2 separate regions of the Homo sapiens genome follow, and region 1 is linked to region 2. Evidence: chromatin contacts called from ENCODE Hi-C data. All regions are on one chromosome and are shown on one strand. The core of a region is the stretch at or near the end of the contact, and the rest is flanking DNA. Distances in the headings are between cores, read along the strand shown. Region 1 has its middle 16 kb from the start of MIR492. Region 2 overlaps LOC643339 (a long non-coding RNA gene).

Region 1 (6,643 bases), core at 2,736-5,235, 1.6 Mb before region 2:
CACCCAAATATTCCTGTCTCTTTGGTTTATTCTTAGTTTAGATGTCCCAATTTTTACTCTTTCATTCTCCCTGGATCTACATTTATTCCTGTTTGAGGACAGAAGGCAAAGCCCAGCCTCCAAGTTCTCTTGCTAATACACTGTGTTGGGCACCTTCCTGGAATTGTGTGTTCAGGCCTTTGGTAACTATGCAGGCCTTTGGTAACTTTGGCTACCAAATCTTGAGATAGAAGGTGAAATTAGACCTTCCTCAGCAATTTACAATTGAAGTCAGATAAGAAAAATGACTGCTTTATATGCAAATTTTTCTTTTTTAAAAAATTAGTTGAGTGCTTCTCTACTTATTGATAAACATCAATAATTATAAAAATATCCCTTACATTGCTTTAAAGGTTTTCAGAGTTAATTTACCTTTATCTTCTCATTTAGGTCCTTTTGCAGATAAGAAATACAAGAGTTTAAGTAGAATAAAAGGGTATTTAACACAAATTAGTTAATATTGGAGACACAAGTATTATTTGATCATTTTTTCCAGAGTCTACCAAGAATTTATTTATTTATTTATTTTGAGATGGAGTCTTGCTCTGTCGCCAGGCTGGAGTGCAGTGGTGCGATCTCAGCTCACTGCAACCTCCGACTCCCTGGTTCAAGCAATTCTCCTGCCTCAGCCTCCCAAGTAGCTGGGATTACAGGCACATGCCACCACACCCAGCTAATTTTTGTATTTTTTTTTAGAGACAAGGTTTCACCATGTTGGCCAGGATGGTTTCGATCTCCTGACCTTGTGATTCGCCTGCCTCGGCCTCCCAAAGTGCTGGGATTACAGGCGTGAGCCACTGCGCCTCGCCCCAAGAATATTTACCATTCACCATGCAAAAATGAGTGGGAGGAGAGGGTAGCACTGGGCTCTGTCTACTAATCTGATGAAGCTCAGCTATAGTCAGAACCATAGAATTGCAGATTCTTGATGCTGAAAGGGGCCTTGAAACTTCAGAGTGCATCCCTTCACCCACCAGAGGAATCCTTAGATTGCTCTTGTTGGTTGATAATCTTCTGGCTCCCAGGCACTTTCAAAAAGAAAGCTTAAAACTTTTCAAGCCCGTGGGATCAATTCTTGGATAATTTTAAGTATTGGAAAATCATTTTATGTATGGAGCCTAACTTAGCCTCCCCTGTAAATTTCACCCGTTGGTGACACAAAACAACTAGTGCCATTCTTTATTGGCAGCTCTTCAAATATCGAAGAGTACCTTAAACCATCACTTCCATGGTTGCCACCTGTTCTATCAACTATTTTGTGTTTAATTTGGATTCCAGACTTACAGCTGTGATAGTCACTTCTTGCTAGATGCAATTCCGATTGTCTATATCTTTTGTGCCTAAATCAAACCTACACATCAGATATGGCCTGGCTGGGAGAGTTTTGTGAGCCTGTTAGCTCCTTTGCTCTGGGTGAGGGCTGCCCAGTGGTGTTAGTTACTTATCAGCTACATTGCAGTGCTGACACGTGTTGGGCTTGTGATTAGCCAAAACGCAAATTTTATTTTCTCCTGTGGATTTTGGCTAAGCCAGTTCTCTAATATCTTTTCTTATGTAATTGCTATCTTCAATATAAATGCAGGGATTTACAGTTAATATTACTATTTAACATTAATGATAATACTAGTAACTAGCATCTTTTGAGGACTTACTATATTTATCTTGTTGGGTTTTCCCCAGGATGTGCCTCTTGGGATCATTTTGAATCTTATTTCTTCCCTTTTCTTGGTTTTTCTCTCTACTGAGAGAAATGTTTGTATATTTAGTTCCTACCCATCTGGGTCTCCTGTCTGCCCAGATATATTTTAATTTTGGCTAGTTTATAGTGATGGTAGGATTGTAAGACCTCATGGAAGGAATTAAAGCCACCCAGATTTCTGCATGTATATCCATGTATTCCTCCATTGATATGGTTCGACTGTGTCCCCACCCAAATCTTATCTTGAATTATAGTTCCCATAATCCCCACCTGTTGGCCATTGGGGCAGTTATGGTTGGGTGGCCTGATGAGGGGGTCAAGATGCTTCCCCAAGTGCCTAATTTTATGTAAGCTTCTGGTGCTAGCAAAAAGGAGCCTTACATTACAGATAGATATTGAGGATTCTGGAAAAAATTTCCAGTCATAGAACTAAGATAATGCTCTAGAGATTGGAGTCTTTGGAGATAGTTTTTCGAGGACCCTGCCACCATCCAGCTTCCTCTCTGCTCAGGACTCCTTTAATCTGGTGTCAGTGGATTTCTCCCATCACTTTGGACATGTTCCAATTAGATTGTAATGCACCAGCATTCTTCTCCTTGACTTAAAAAAAACAGGAGGAGAATTATATTCCTTTTGTTGATAGGATTTCTCTTATAGTGTCATCATCTTCCTTTTTCTTATGCTCCCGATCTTCTGAAATCATGCTTCCCTGTGAGCCATTCCTGAATTTTTTGGTGTGTTCCCTGAGTATGGGACACACCTCAGATGGATCCGGGGATAGTTTCTTTTTGACTTGATCCAAGATATACCTCTTCATGAAAATGTATGTTGATCAGGGACTGTGGGTATGTATAGGGTCAACATTCTCTCCCATCTGCTTTTAAGTAAGTGCTGACTTTGCCAGGCCAGGTGAATGAGCCTACAGTCATTTTAAGGTGGAAATAATTGGTTAGTTTAGACTATTTCAGCATTTCCAACACCTAGATTCTAGTAGATATTCCTTGAAAAAGGTGTTAGCAGTGGTGAGTCCATACAGGTCTGCAGCAACCTCAATTCTTCCCTCTTCAGAAGAAAATATTTGACACAGAGACCAAGGCAAGTTTTAGAGGAATGAAAGTTTATTCAAAAGCTTTACAGCAGGAATGAAAGGAAGTGAACTTGGAAGAGGGCCAAGGGGGTGACTGGAGAGATCAAGTGCATGGATTCCCCATTGACTTGGGATTTTATATGTTGTCATATTTCCAGGAGCTTGTGTCCCTTGTCTCCTGATTCTTCCCTTGGGTGGGCTCTCCGCATCCGCAGTGGCTGCCAGCACTTAGGAGTGATGCATGCACGGTATGTTTACTGGAGTTGTACGCATGCTCACTCGAGGCATTCTTCTCTTACCAGTTGAATGTTCCTAGAAGGTCATATACCAGTTAAACTTTGCCATTTTGCCTCTTTTTTGCTTGAGCCCACTGGCCCAACTCCTGAGATCTTATCAGGAAACTGCTGATTCCCAGCTTCAGGTGTTTCTATCTATTGGGAGACTGCCTTTCTCTGGTGCTGGCTGTGACCAATTATTATTTTATTTTATTTTATTCTTTTATTTAGATTCTCGCTCTGTAGCCTAGGCTGGAGTGCAGTGGTGCGATCTCGGCTCACTGCAACCTCCGCCTCCCAGGTTCAAGCGATTCTCCTGCCTCAGGCTCCCGGGGAAGCTGGGATTACAGGTGCCCGCAACCATGCCCTGCCAATTTTTGTATTTTTATTAGAGATGGGGTTTCACTGTGTTGGCCAAGCTGGTCTCAAACTCCAGACCTCAAGAGATCCGCCTGCCTCAGCCTCCCAAAGTGCTGGGATTACAGGTGTGAGCCACCGTGCCCGGCCCAATTATTATTTTAGAGAGACAGTTAACAACTGCCTGACCTCAGTGGTTGCCTGACACTCCTGGAGTGGGGCAGGGGAGCCCTCTTCTGCCCTGCTCAGGTCTAACTAGCTACCTACTATCACAAAAGGAGTCTGGTTAAAAAGGTATTGTGGCAAAAGGGAGTATAGTATGGGTTCCCCAACCTTACTTGGCCGCAACACCTTTGTGTGGCTGAGCATCTTGGGATCAGCAGCCTGCAGGACACTGGAAATTGCTGGACTGAAGGTCAGTGATCTGAGAGACAGGAAAGTACCCGCAGCGAGACAGTGCGAAGAGAGCAATTTTAGAAATACTTCTGCTTTTGTTTCTCAGTTTTTGTTTCTCGGTGCTTATTTTTAACCTAAGTAGTAGTCATTTGAAGCTCTCAGAAGCTCATGGGCTCTTATCAGATGAAAGTACCCCAGACCTTGCAGGATTAGGAACATCATCTGGCCTGAACAGAAGGTAAAATTGCTGTCTGATTTTCTTTTTAGAGAAACCTGTTAGTGAAGCTGGCGATTCAGTTCTTTCTGGTATACATTTAGGACCTGTTAAATATATATTCTGCCTCAAGGGGAAATCATATTCTAAAAAGTAAACAATTCATAGGCAATTCTTGTACCTTGAGAATCCATTAATGGCTTTCAGAAGGCAAATTTTGTTGTCAAGGGGACAGGTTATATGGGCAACTTGCTTCTATTAATACTTTTCTGGGCAGATTAACTAAATGAACTAATATTTAACTTGGTCTAATAGAATGTTAGCCAGAACAGTGCCTGGTAACAACAACAATAATACTAGCTAACATTTCTTAAGTGGTCACTATGTCCCATAACTATTATACATGTGTTAACTAATTTAATCCTCACAAAAATGCAATGAGGTAGCTGTTATTTTTACTCCCACTTTATAAATGAGAAAATATAGTAATATAGCATATTTTACATATATACAGTAATATTGTAGCAGGACGAGCTGCAGACAAAACCCCTCAGACACCGAGTTAAGGAAGGGCTTTATTCGGCTGGGAGCGTCGGCAAGACTCACGTCTCCAACAACTGAGCTCCCCAAGTGAGCAATTCCTGTCCCTTTTAAGGGCTTACAACTCTAAGGGGGTCCGCGTGAGAGGATCGTGATCGATTGAGCAAGCTGGGAGTACGTGACTGGGGGCTGCATGCACTGGTAATCAGAACGGAACAGGACAGGGATTTTCACAATGCTTTTCCATATAATGTCTGGAATCTATAGATGACATAACCGCTTAGGTTAGGGGTCGATCTTTAACTACCAGGCCCAGGGCTCAGCGCTGGGCTGTCTGCCTGTGGATTTCATTTCTGCCTTTTAGTTTTTACTTCTTTATTTGGAGGCAGAAATTGGGTGTAAGACAATATGAGGGGTGGTCTCCTCCCTTAATATAGCATAATAGTGAGGCTAGAACCAGTGATTGGCTCTGTATTCATAAGAGTGAGTAACAAAGCAAAGCAGATTTTACAGTAAGTTCTTTCTTTTTTTTTTTTTTTTTTTTTTTTTTTTGAGACAGTCTCGCTCTGTGATCCAAGCTGGAGTGCAGTGGTGCGATCTAGGCTCATGGCCCGCCTCCCAGGTTCAAGCAATTCTTGTGCCTCAGCCTCCTAAGTAGGTGGGGTTCCAGGCCCCAGCCACCACACCCGGCTAATCTTTGTATTTTTAGCAGAGATGGGTTTTCACTATGTTGGCCAGGCTGGTCTTGAACTCCTGGCCTCAAGTGATTTGCCTGCCTTGGCCTCCCAAAGTGCTGGGGTTATAGGCGTGAGCCACTGCTCCCAGCCTATAGTACAGTTCTTTAATTTTGAGATTGAGCTCAGTTTCATAAAATCCTAGGTAGCATGTAATATATAATTAATTTTGGATTACTTTGTTCTCCTTTAGATATCTATCATAGGATTTTTAACTTCTAATTTGGAATTTTTAGACATCAGTAGATAGTATAAAAATGGAATTTACTTATGTATTTATTCAACAGCCTTTTTGGGGGCCAGTTTCTGAATTTGATTTTAGGGATGCAAAGATGACAGAGCCCATAGTTCCCTGTACTTACAGAGATGTCATCAAATGGCAAAGAGGTATAATCCTTCAAGCAGTTATCATTTCTTATGCCGTGATAGGAAAAGTGGTTTCATAAATCTTACTTTAAAAAGTCAAAGAGAAAAAGTCTGTAGGCTGCCTGCCGTGGGTCTGGACGCCAGGGAGGTGTCACACCTCTCAGATGACTTTTGAGTTGTTCCCCAGCCCTGGCTCGATTTCACCCAGAGCCCTCAGCTGCAGCTGGTAGCGTAATGTTGCTCCCGAATGTGGGTTTCTTAAGGCTGGGGAGAGGGCTTATCAGGGAGAGAGATCATGTGCTGTGAAAGGAGCACCACAGGCCCCTTTGATGATCTCCTTAAATGCCCTTTTCAACAGGGTCAGGTGTGCTTTTTGTAATGCAAATGAAGAGAGGAAAGCTGAGCGCAGGAGAGTTCTCTCGTGAGGGAAAGAGAAAGGCTGGCAGTGTGCTTGGCTGTGATGGAACTCATTTGACACTGAGGACTGGGTTATTCTTGTTTGTTTGTTTGTTTGTTTTCTTTTTGAGACAGAGTCTCGCTCTGTTGCCCAAGCTGGAGTGCAGTGACGTGATCTCGGCTCACTGCAACTTTCACCTCCTGGGTTCAAGTGATTCTCATGTCTCTGCCTCCCGAGTAGCTGGGATTACAGGTGTGCACCACCTCACCTGGATAATTTTTGTATTTTTAATAGAGACAGGGTTTCACCATGTTGGCCAGGTTGGTCTCAAACTCTTGACCTCAAGTGATCTGCTTGCCTCAGCCTCTCAAAGTGCTGTAATAATAGGCGTGAGTCACCTCACCTGGCCAGGACTAGGTTATTGATCATGGTGAGCAGGGGCCAGGGCCCTGGAGGCCTGTGTTTACTCATATTAGGCCCTGGCCATAAAGCCCATGCTTCCTTGCTTGAATCAACTTTAAAGGAAAGCAGGGGGGAGG
Region 2 (7,190 bases), core at 4,671-7,170:
TTTAATAAAAATGGAAACTAGAAAGAAAAAAATTATGCTTCAAAAAACTATAGTACATCTGGGCCGGGCACGGTGGCTCATGCTATAATCCCAGCACTTCGGGAGGCCAAGATGGGCAGATCACCTGAGGTCAGGAGTTCGAGATCAGCCTGACCAACATGGAGAAACCCCATCTCTACTAAAAATAGAAAAAATTAGCCGGGCATGGTGGCTCATGCCTGCAATCCCAGCTACTCGGGAGGCTGAGGCAGGAGAATCACTTGAACCCAGGAGGCAGAGGTTGTGGTGAGCTGAGATCATGTCGTTGCACTGTAGCCTGGGCAACAAGAGTGAAACTCTGTCTCAAAAAAAACCAAAACCAAAACCAAAACCAAAACAAAACAAAAGTCTATAGTACATCTGCTATTAGCTGTTCTTGAGTTTTTTCTTCAGTTTGGCTAAATCCTAAATTCTTTGTGGGCTACAAGTTCCCAAAGTAATGCTTTAAAATTTTTGCTTTTAAAACTGGGAATTGCATTCCTTACACTAGTACTCATTATTTACGTTATAGCATACTATTCCCTCAAACGTGGTACTAAAACTGCAAATAATAATACTAACGCCTTTGCCATGCAAGCCTTGGGACCCCAGCCAGGCCTGCATGAGTACTTTCAGACAGTTGCAAAGCAGTTCTACTCCCCTTACCTTGGGGTCGACACCTACCCTCACTATGCCCTTGATCAGCAGGAAGAAGTTAGAGCAGTCTTTGCTCTTTTTCCATCTTCAATTGCCAACATCTTGAGGTTAAGGTGTTATAAAACCCAAAGGGAGGGATTGAAACTGCCATTGCAAAATTGTAACTGAGACAGTGGAAGAGATCTGACCTAACTGACTACATCTCGCTTCTAACCTTCAGGCTGTTCTTGTTCATTCCTGGGTGTAGGCTGAATTGACTTTGGGAGGAAATTATTTTATAGTTTATGGTTTAAAACAAAGACAGTAACAATCCTTTCCCAAAACAAACCTTATTGCCTGGGGACTAGACTGCCTTTGTAGGACTAACAAATTAGCCACAAGATTAGACATTATGGTTTAGGAGTTATGCAGTTGGAGGCTACAAGATTCTGACCCTCCCTAAACTGTTCCTAAGATCAGTGCTTGAGATATTTTGCAGACCCGGAACCTGATGGATCAGCTGGCACCACCCAGATCAATAAACTGGCTCATCTGATCTTGTGGCCCCCTGATCTTGTGGCCCCCCACCCAGGGACTGACTCAGCCCAAGAAGACAGCTTCAATTCCCTACGATTTCATGTCTGACCCAACCAATCAGCACTCTCAACTCACTGGCCTTCCCCCACCCACCAAATTATCCTTAAAAACTCTGATCCACAAATGTTCAGCAAGACTGATTTGAGTAATAATAAGCTCTGGTCTCCTGCCCAAAAAAAAAAAAAAAAAAAAGGGAATATTTCAAGAGAAAAACAATCTTAACCCAAAGCATTCCTTAATAATGGTGGAATTTTAGGAGGCAGAGGTGTTTAGGGGTTGGGGGGCCTTCCTGGTAACACTTAGGTCAGATCTCCTACCTTCCACCAAGCTGTTTCTCTCCCAAAACAGGGCCTTTGCATGTGCTATTCACTTGGCCAGGATTTTGCCTCCCATCCTCATTCCTTTCACTACTTAGCACCTACTCATCTTGAAGGTCTCAGTTGAAGCATCACTTTCTCAGGGAAGCCCTTGCTGACCTCTTGGACTGGGTCAGATTCCATTAATGGTGCTCACGGCACCATGACCATGTCTTCTTAGCACTTGCCACAGCTTCCATTTTCCATACATTTATGTGACTATTCGATTGTTGGCTGACTCCCCTACTAGATACCAAGTTCCATAAGGGCAGCAGTCAGGCTTGCTCTTGGTCATTTGTATCTGCAGCATGTGTACCTTATCTGATTCATGGTGGGCCCCTATTAAATAGTTGTTGACCAAATAGACCAGGAAACTTCAGTGTCTTTAGGCGTCTTCCTTTTTACTCCTGTCACCCCCACTGTCTTATGGAAGCCAAGAACATACATCAGTATCCTTCTACACAGAAGCTTGTAAATATAAAACGTGGCAGAGCAAAGCAAAGGATGTTAAGTAGTCTCTTTTTTCCTGTTCCTTCCACATAGTCCCTTCACAATGCTCCATACGGACACAGTGCCAATGAGGCATGCACATGCTTGTGCCTGCTGGGGGTGAAGCCCATACCAAGCACATCATAACACTCCTTGGGACAAACTTTAAATAACACAGGCATAGTCATACTGTGGCCAAACCTGTGGACCCGAGCTTGCTGTTCAAGGCCCACAGCTCCAGGACACTGTCCTTTGCAGAAGTTGATTAGCATGATTTGGACCATTGAACTAGAACTCCCTACCTCCCTAAGCAAAGCTTAATCTCGACTGTTTCTGCTTCTGTATTGGAAAAAGAGCTGTCCAGCTTTTGCAGATAAGATCAGGGCCATTTATGAAAGCCGTCTTTACCTTTCTTCTCTTTCCTGCAGGCTGTGATGGTCACATATGGTTATTGCTGGGTCTACATCACCCTGGGAGATTTGTCTAAAAACTGAAAGACAACACTCTGGCCTCAGACCAAATGTGGAGTAGAAATGGCCTAGCTTCTTGGCAGCTTCTCAGTTCCACTGACAGCAGCCTTGCTTGTGGAGGTGGCTGGTATCAGGAATATCTCGAGCTTGGGTCCTGGGAAAATTTTTTTCTGTTGCTTTTGTCAGGAATGGGGTGAGGGAAGCTTTAAAGACTCTCTCTCTCTGTCTCTCTCTCTCTCTCTGTGGCATATTTTACATCTTTTTCTTTCTTTTTTTTTTTTTGAGACGTAGTTTCGCTCTTGTTGACCAGGCTGGAGTGCAATGGCGCGATGTTGGCTCACCGCAACCTCTGCCTCCCGGGTCCAAGTGATTCTCCTGCCTCAGCCTCCCGAGTTGCTGGGATTACAGGCATGCACCACCATGCCCGGCTAATTTTTGTATTTTTAGTAGAGACAGGGTTTCTCATGTTGGTCAGGCTGGTCTTGAACTCCTGACCTCAGGTGATCCACCCACCTTGGCATCCCAAAGTGTTGGGATTACAGGTGTGAGCCACCGTGCCTGGCCTACATCAAATATTTTTTAAAATCCTAGAACAAACCAAGATAGATTTCGCTCTAGGAACAGCATCTATCTGTCATTTATAATTGAGACTTTTTAATGTAACTCTCAAGTTTGAGGAACAGAGATTAATTTACATCAAGTGTTTTATAATTGCAATTATTTTGGAGGAGTGAAGGTAGGAAAACAGATCATAATTTAGATTACATGGTAACTTTTTCACACAGTTTAATAAGAAGATTTAAGATGGAGGATTTGGGATCGTCAACCCAAATAGACTTCATTGTTCTTCCAAAAATGGCACGCACAATAAAAGAACAGTGATAATAATAGTGATTACATGTGTGGGCTCAGGTATTGGTTTGAAATCTCAGGTTATTCACTGTGTGACTTCTGGATAATTAAGTCCCTGAGCCCATTTGCAAGCCAGGAAGAGTAATTCCTGCCTGTAGAGTTGTGAGGTGTTTTTTGTTGTTGTTGTTGTTTGTTTGTTTGTTTATTTTTTACAGGATCTCACTCTCTCGACCAGGCTGGAGTGATGTTTTTGATATAAAAACCTATAGGGGGCTGGGCACGGAGGCCCATGCCTGTAATCCCAGCACTTTGGAAGGCCGAGGTGGGTGGATCACTTGAGGCCAGGAGTTCGAGACCAGCCTGGCCAACATGGTGAAACCTCATCTCTACTAAAAATACAAAAATTAGCTGGGCATGGTGGTGCGTGCCTATAATCCCAGTTACTCAGGAGGCTGAGGCATGAGAATCGCTTGAATCTGGAAGGCAGAAGTTGCAGTGAACTGAAACTGCGCAATTGGACTCCAGCATGAGTGACAGAGTAAGACTCTGTCTCAAAAAACAAACAAACAAACAAAAACCTGTGGGGTAGGCAGAGTGTGGAGAGAAAAGAAAAAAAATCCGCCTAAGGGGTAGATAATCTTAGCCAGGTTTTTAGATAAGAAAACTGAGGTCCGGGGTGGTTAGGTGACTAGCCCAGAGTTGCACAGCTAATAAATGGCAGTATCTCAGAACCAGGACCTACATTCAGGTTTTCTAATCCCAATTTAAGGAATTCTTTCTATTATGCCACAGCACTAAAAGTTCAACTAAAATCAGATTGAGAAATTTAAAAGTGTATATTCTATTTATATAACAAATTATGATACTCTCTTATTAGCCTGGAAGAGCAATTTGAAATTTTCAGACAATTTCATTCACTTGCTCTCTGTAAGCCCCAGGAGGATGTGGGTTTTTTCAGATGAGAAGGTATGGAGGATTAGGGGTTTACAGAGCTTCTCGAAAGTCACAGGGCTAGGTTGGGGGCAGGTGTGCTGACAATAGTGCAGCTGCAACTAGGCCTGCCCCCAACAGAGAGTCCCTCTGTGATCCTGCAGGGCCTCGCCAGCACAGGGGCGGGCACCAACTAGACTCCGATGAGTGCGAATTCACTGATAACAGTTAACAGTATTGAATGCCCCAGCTGTGCAGGTTGGGAATTACCTGTATTTTCCCACTTAATCCTTAAGATAATCCACCAGGTTTTTTTCGTTTGTTTGTTTTGTTTTTGAGACAGAGTCTTGCTCTGTTGCCCAGGCAGGAGTGCAGTGGCACGATCTCGGCTCACTGCAACCTCTGCCTCCCGGGTTCAAGTGATTCTCCTGCCTCAGCCTCCTGAGTAGATGGAACTGCAGGCATGTGCCACCACACCCAGCTAATTTTTGTATTTTTAGTAGAGATGGGTTTTCGCCATGTTGGCCAGGCTGGCCTTGAACTCCTGACCTCAAATGACCTGCCCACCTTAGCCTCCCAAAGTGCTGGGATTACAGGCGTGAGCACCACGCCCGGCCGCTACCAGGTTTTGGAGAGGTCATAAACTGAGGAGTGTTCTGCCTGATTCTAACATCTACACACTCACCCATTACATACATACATTCCATTTTGATAAATCAAGTCAGGCTTGCTAATCTTAATTTGGTGCCCTTTCCAGTAGTAATTAGTTTTACTGTGGGCCAATAAAAACCAAGATTCCATATCAAGCACAGAACAATTCAACCAACAGATCCCTAGAAACCTATCAAGAAGGAAGAAAAAGAGATTAAGGAGATTTGGGCAGATCCTTCATAGCTCTCCTTGCAACTTTAATCAACATACAGCATGTTCTCGCAGGGGGAGGTCCCCACCCTCAGCATTGAAAGTGAAATAACACACTCTGTGTTGCTGATCCTGGATTGAAACGTATGACCTACAGAAACTCAATGAGCTTGAATTAATGTTTGTTAAAGAAGAAATATGGTTTTTAAAAGTAGTATCCTTTTGATCCCTGACTGCAAAATACTCAGCTTGGCGCTAACTTAGCTTCTTCCCCTATATACCGTGTCTCTCTCTCTCTCTTTCCCCATGTTGTAGCTATTAAGCACAAATTGAGGACCATGTGATCCTTCATCCTGAGTCAAAAGCCTTTCAAGCTCCCACCCTGAGCCATCCAAGATTCCTTAACTTTCTTTCAGCCTCTATAAAAATCAATTATTGTTCTGTTTTATATACGTACACTGAACCTCTCAACAACAGCTTGATTCAGCAGAACGCTCTGGTCTTAAACTTTTCAGTGAAGCAGTGAGTGGTGAAAGCTTTAGTGTAGCTACTGAACTGATCCTGACAGCAATAAAGGAGAAAAAAAAAGTTTGCTTCCGGAATTGTTAAGAAATGTTTTGCATTGCACAATATCTGAACCAGGAGGGCAGCTCATCAGCTGAACATATTGCCACAGAAGTGCTTCCTCCTGAAGTGGGAGGGGTTGAAAGACAAGAAGGGTCACAGGTAGGAGCTGACAAAGCTGGCAGGCAAAAGCAGCAGAACATTGAACAGAAAGGCACTGAGAATCTCTGGATCTGAAAAGTGATCAGCAGGGTAAAGGATGGCCAAGGACAGAATCCAGTCTTCCTCTTGACCACAGTGCAGCTGTTCTTTTTCTGCTCCATGAATTTGCTAAGGGGGGAAAAAGCAACCCCTGGCCTGTCTACTGTCAAGGACAGTGAAATATGCTGGGTCATGACCAAGTTGTTTCTTAGCTTCCCAGAGCTTCTAACCACTAGACAGCACTATCTCTAGTCCTTGCCGGTAAAATCAAAATTCAGTGCTCTACAGAAGGCAGCATGGTGTAGAGGAGTGCCTCCCAAACTTTAGTCTGCATGGGAATCACCTGGAGTCCTGTTAAAATAGAGATGACTGGGCCCCATGCCAGACTTTCAGATTTAGTAGATCTGGAGTGGGGCCAAGAATTTGCATTTCTAACAAGTTTCCCAGTTGTTACAGATGTTGCTGGTCTGGGAACTATGCTCTGAGAGCCTGTGGTCTAGAGGAGAAACACGGACTTGGGAGTAGACAGACATGGGTTCTGGTACCAGTTCTTCCACTTCCGGTGTGCCTTTGAGAGAGCTGCTTCTTTGAGCTTTGGTTTTCTCATCTGACAGGACAGATAATGGCAGACAATGGTAGTGTGGTTAGATGCATGGACTGTGACTGTGTTCCGATCTGGCTCTGCTACTGTCTATGTGACCTTACACAAATTATTTTCACCTCTTTATCCTTCTATTTGCTCATTTATAGAGTGGGGGTAATAGCAGCATCTACCACGTAGAGTTGCCTTGAGCCTTGAGAGAGTGAGACTATGTAAAGCATTTACAACAGTGCATGGTACATGGGAAACACTAGATAAACATTTGCTATTATGATTTTTTTGCACTTGTTAGAATTACATGGAATAAAGCATGTAAAGTGTCTTATGTGACATCAGACGCATAGAAAGTGTCTAGTAAATGTCAATTTCCTCTCCTTTACCCAAAACAAGCAAGTCAGAGTGCTGACCAAAACAATGTCCTTTAAGTGGAGATCTTAGCAGAAGGGTACAGTCAAGAAAGATAACAGCATGAGGATTTTAGCTGTTAGTGGGGCAGAGTATGTCAGATGCCACCTCTTTGTAAACTGAGGGGTCCATGCCAGCAGGGCCTTCCTTTGAGCAAAGATCAGCAACTTGGACCATTTGGACAACTTCTGCCTGGTGTTCACAGATGTG

Evidence for each region. Hi-C counts contacts between places; a loop is a spot of excess contacts on that map. Pooled maps may share reads with other maps.
Region 1: a map with no recorded cell type shows a loop between it and region 2 (3-fold over the local background). The contact joins two enhancer-like sites. A Hi-C loop is called at or near these places in 2 of 37 single-sample maps with no recorded cell type and 1 of 50 pooled maps.

What each region holds. Positions count from the first base shown.
Region 1 is chr12:94,815,538-94,822,180 of GRCh38, reverse strand. No RefSeq gene overlaps it. Among named protein-coding and RNA genes, the nearest start is that of MIR492, 16 kb to the left of the region's middle. RefSeq lists enhancers at 3,621-4,140, 6,121-6,210, 5,731-6,370. Within about 2 kb of position 3,985, at least 3 of the 41 ENCODE cell types and tissues checked have a DNase peak (open chromatin) inside an H3K27ac peak, as active enhancers do.
Region 2 is chr12:93,242,986-93,250,175 of GRCh38, reverse strand. The region is part of intron 2 of LOC643339 (a long non-coding RNA gene); the gene reads left to right. Among named protein-coding and RNA genes, the nearest start is that of LINC02412, 72 kb to the right of the region's middle. RefSeq lists an enhancer at 6,215-6,474. Within about 2 kb of position 5,920, at least 16 of the 41 ENCODE cell types and tissues checked have a DNase peak (open chromatin) inside an H3K27ac peak, as active enhancers do.